Regions from separate parts of the Mus musculus genome. Here region 1 is linked to region 2. A link is a loop called in an ENCODE intact Hi-C map of the cell type or tissue named here. Cell type or tissue: left cerebral cortex. All regions are shown on one strand. Region 1 overlaps Cadm3 (cell adhesion molecule 3). Region 2 has its middle 54 kb from the start of Crp.

The links. A loop is a pair of places that touch in the nucleus more often than their neighbours do. Peaks named below come from ENCODE experiments on the same cell type or tissue, not always from the same donor. Only the 100,000 strongest peaks of a DNase experiment are listed, where the experiment ranks them.
Region 1: it touches region 2 in a loop (5-fold over the local background); 2 of 42 quality-filtered maps call a loop at or near these places.

Annotation. Positions count from the first base shown.
Region 1 is chr1:173,355,739-173,358,238 of GRCm38, forward strand. The region is part of intron 1 of Cadm3 (cell adhesion molecule 3); the gene reads right to left. It also overlaps a transcript of Aim2 not described here. Among named protein-coding and RNA genes, the nearest start is that of Cadm3, 11 kb to the right of the region's middle. In left cerebral cortex, a CTCF peak has its summit at 1,164 (motif pointing left); DNase peaks (open chromatin) are centred at 1,313 and 2,213; H3K27ac peaks cover 974 bases.
Region 2 is chr1:172,750,426-172,752,925 of GRCm38, forward strand. No RefSeq gene overlaps it. Among named protein-coding and RNA genes, the nearest start is that of Crp, 54 kb to the left of the region's middle. In left cerebral cortex, no CTCF peak of the experiment used is centred here; DNase peaks (open chromatin) are centred at 1,001 and 2,256; H3K27ac peaks cover 393 bases.

The sequences.
Region 1 (2,500 bases), 610 kb after region 2:
TCTTTGGCAGCCACAAATGTGCCACATTTACCAAACTCCTCCCTGTTGACATCCTTTGACAGCTACCAATGTATTCTTGTCCTGTGCTACATTGCTGGCTCACATCGCCTATTTCTTTTCTTAGATCCCTGTTTGCTAATACCTGTGTGACCTTAGGGAATAGCCAGAGGGAGGCGGGGCCTTAAGAGGGGAGTTAATTCTGATTCTGGGCCCCTCTGCTTTTTCAGGTGTGTTTCCTTTTTTTCCCATTAGGATGGGATTCTGTCCACAGTGAGATCATGAAGTCCTCACGGACACCCTCCGTTCCACCACTCAGGAACACTTCAGAACCCAGGAGCTCAGTCATGCTTTGGCTGCTGCTCTCTGATCTCTGTCTCCCTGTTCCCCTCCCTGTTTTCTCTCTGTCAGTGGGTTGCTGAGAGAAGGTTTTCCTTCTTGTTTCTCCCTATATTATTTCTGTTGCTGTCTAGTTTTTCCCTCCTGGAGCCTTGTTTGTCAAGAAGCCTCTTGGGCCTAAAGTCATTACTCTCTCCTGGCTTGATTTCACTCTCCTAAGAGGAGCAGAAGATGTAAGTGGAAACAGATGGGGGAAGGGTAGATTTCCACTCCTCCCCCATGGAACTTCTAGTATGGTAATTAACCCTTTGGTTTGGTACAAAGCCTGGGCCAGGGACTCAAGAGTTGAGGAGTGTATCATCTCATTATTAAAAGTACCTCAGAGTCAGGTTAGGAGAGACTAAGTCTGGATTCCAACAGGTTTTATGATGATGAATTTCACATACATCTTTTGGTTCCTTCCACAGCAGGTTGGAAACAAAAGGTTTTCCAGGCTAAATGAGGAGAAGCACCTTCAGGCTAGTTGACTAGCTCCTCTATCTTGGTGTGAGGAGGGAATTAAAATGAAAACCTGATCTTGGTGTAATACTCTTTTCTCATGAAAATTAAAAGTAAACAAAAATCCAGTCATTCGAAAACATTCTTTATATGCAAATGTTAGGAAAAAAAACTGTGAAGGTTGATCATGTTATGAAGGTAGGTGTGTGTGTGTGTGTGTGTGTGTGTGTGTGTGTGTGTGTGTGTGTGTGTGTGTGTTCTTAAGCCCCACAGTCAGATTCCATATTCTATCAGTATTTTCTACTGACCCCTAATGGCCAAAGCTGGTTACTCCTAAGATCATTCACTGTTAGGATGAGAAGAAAGCTTGCTCTGACTCTGGCACTTAAATGCAATAACTTTTCTCCTCTTTCTGTTAAAATTGATTTGCCCCAAATAGTTTCTCCACCATGACTCTCACAAGTATAGACTTTCAGAACTGACAAGGTCTTAAGTAGCAGTCAGTCCAAAACTGTTACGTATGTGTGTCTGTGAGCATGCCTACGTGCAAACTGCTGAACTACAGCCCAAGTGCAGTTGCTTCTTGTAACTATGAAAAACCAAACCGCCAAGAAGTGTAAGAATTCGAACAAGTCCCACAGGCAGTCAGCGGAGTCTTGGTTATAACTCTAGTCTGTTGTTCTTATCACCACATCATATAGAGTCTTGTGGGCTAGCTAACTTGGAGAGTCAGGTGCCACTATGGACTGTGATTTTTCTATCTGGTGACATCTATGCTCCTTCTAATCCTATACGTGGGAAGGACCTCAAACCTTAAGGGAAGTGAGGGAATATTAACTAACAGACAGGTTGGAGAAGTTGGGGTGAAATGAAGAAGAGATCTCTGCAGCTCTGTCAGATGGCATGGAGTCTTACCTACAGACTTCAGTTTCCCCAGAAGAAGAATTTGAAGGGCAGAGGCTATTGTTGTGTTGCTAAGAGCTAAAAGCAGTGGCCATGTGAATAAGACTGTAGTGTGTGTGTGTGTGTGTGTGTGTGTGTGTGTGTGTGTGTGTGTGTGCATGTGCAACACGCACATGTTTTTACATATGAATTCAAATGCTCTCCTGAATCTACCTGATGGAGCATGCCCTGTTCACAGTCATGGGAGCCGGCACTTGAGTGTGAAGTGGAAGAGAAAAGGGTTAGACTAGATGGGAGGAGAGAAGCAGAGGAGCGTGTCCTATTCTTGAGCTAGAAGGAAAAAACCTGAAGGCAGAAGTGGGCTTGCTGTAGGTTGGAGGGGTGGGGGGGCGGGAATGATCACAGACTTAGTTAAGATTCTGAGGAGCAGAGAGACTGGGAAGTGGGTGGCAGAGAAGGAGGTGGGGACAGCTGTTGCTTTGATTTGCTACTGAGTCAGTGTTCTTGATGCATTAGCACTGAGAGGGAGCCCTGGGCTGGCCCCCAACCAAAACAAGTCCCTCTGTAGCCAATATTGAGTTGTAACGAGGACAAATGCAGTTGGGAGACAAAGAGGAGGGACATCTGATCCCAAACAGCTCCTCGTTCAACTTAGCCCCTTCACAAGCATCTAGCATTCGGCACCAGCAGCCTGTGAGGGAGACAGAAGGCAGAGCAGTGAAGGACATCACTAACAATTTCTGGAGAACAGACTCTGTGTAGG
Region 2 (2,500 bases):
TTCTATATAAGGTAGAATATACACATGTTTCAGGTGTTAGGACAGAGACCACAGTTTAATTTATACATTGGACCTACAAGAAGAAATAGCTGAGACCTTAAAGAACAAAAATGTTGAAAACTTTTCAGGGTTAGTCTGGGCTATGACCAGCTCATGTCCTGTTGATATAGGAATGGATAGATTAACTCTATGTTCATGGATGTGGGGGTGATCGCAGCCCTACCACTGTCATAGCTAAACTGTTACTCCAGGTGCTCCAGCCTCACCCTTGCTCACTACCCCATCATAGCTGACTCCAAGGGGTTATCCCGAAGACGCTGGTGCAGGAAATATAGGATCATACTGATGACATCCCTAATATAATCAGATGGTACCACCTTTAGAGTTTGCCCTGAGGATTCCCTCTGTTCCTCTCATGTATCATAATTTTCTTCCTATAATTTTATCTATGATGCTTCCCGTTTGATCTTGTCATTGCCCATAAACATGTTCACCTCAGCCATACCCCCTCCATTTTGTCTGGGAAGCTTGCATTTCGCTCTCTAGATGAAGAATTTCAGCCATAGTTAAAAGGGCAAGGCATTTTGGATATGCATTTTATAAATCCTCTGTGGCAATGTTCCCTTTCTCATACCACCTTTATAGAGTGACTTTTCATCAGCCATGATCGGAGTGGGAGACTAGCTAGCCCTGAGCGGTAGGACTTCTGGTGAAGGCAGAAGTCTTCCATGTCTGCTCCGTCCTCTGTGGATCCCACTATGCACAGGAGGGTTCTGTTTCTTAAGAGTTTCACATGCTTCATTTTAATAAGAGTGTAGGTAGCTACAGGCAGTTAGTAACTACTATGTTAGACAGCACAGACCTAGACACTCCTCTCTGTTTAATGGAAAATGAGAGTAGGCTACAGGAGAGCATCTTCTCCATAGAACCTTACAACGAGAGCAAAACAAGGAAAGGTCTTCACTGCAATAAAAGAAGAACAAATCTGGAAGGTCTAAAAATTCCGCTGAGCTGCTTGGCCCAGTTTTTTTTTCTTCTTCTACCAGATGGCAAACAAGTTGCTAACAAATTGTTTAAGGGGAGCTGGAGATCTGTGGACTATGTTTTTATTCGTTTTACTGGGCAATGTTTCTTGTTACCATTTTAAGTTAGTTTACAGGGTAATGTGTTTCATGATGACATCTTTATACTATGTTGGCCTCCTACTGACCTCTCCTGACCCCCATCCCCCTCAGGCTGGTCCCTCTTACCCCACTAATGGACACTAATAGATTCTATAGATTCCCTTCTGCATTTATGTTACATGTATTACCAGCCACCCTCAGTTCTCTTTCTCCTTTTTCATGATCTCCTTTCTTGTCCCCCCCACCTCTCTCTCACACACACACACATTCACACACAGAGGCAGAGAGAGAGAGAGAGAGAGAGAGAGAGAGAGAGAGAGAGAGAGAGAGAGAGAGAGAGAGAGAGTCAGAGACACAGACACAGACACAGAGACAGGCACACACAGACACATAGACACACACACAGAGACAGATACAGAGAGACAGAGAGAGACAGGTACAGAGAGAGACACAGATACACACACACATGCAGAGAGAGAGAGAGAGAGAGAGAGAGAGAGAGAGAGAGAGAGAGAGAGAGAGAGAGAGAGAGAGAGGAATTTAAGTCCTGGTTCTACATATAAGGTATTTGTCTAGGTCTGGTTTATTTTGAATAACATAATGAATTCCAGTTCCATCCACTTTCCTGAAAATGTCATTTCATTTTTCCCTTATGGCTGAATAAAACTCCATTGTGTATATGTACAACATATTTTTTTTTATCCAATTATCTGTTGATGGATATCTAGACCAGCTTCGTTTCTTGCTATCATGGGTAGAACAACAATACACAAATACACATGGATATGCAGGTACCTCTGTGGTACATTGACTTGGAGTTCTTTGAGTTTATATGCAGGAATGGTATAGCTGAGCCATACCAAAAATAGTATTTTATCTCATTTTCCCCTGTATTGTTTGTTCTCTCTCTTGAATAGCAGTGAGCTCATCCATACTTGCTGTTTAGTTAAAAAACAGCCCAGCAAGCTCAGTATGTGCCTTTTGCTCATGTTGTCATGCAGCAAATATAAGACTACAGCAGGGCCCTTCCTGTCTAGATTATGAGGCCCAGGTCCTGAAGGCAGTCAGAGGCATCATGTTGGCTGTAGCATTTGATGTACTGCCAATTCAAAATTATGCCCAGAATGGATTTTATTTTAAGGATCTGAGATGGATAGAGAATTTATACCTTATCCAAGAGAAAACCCAGAATTAGGAGGATGCTTCATATTTGATGCAATCTAAGATGCATACCCATAAGAAGCATGTGGTTTCTCTCACAGGTTGTTGAGTGTGGCTGTCTCCCAGAAGGGAGGGATGTGTGGTAAGCAACACTGGGGGGTGTCCCTAGAGCATAGGTGAGGTCAAGCTCAAGAGGAGATTCTGAGGCTAAATAG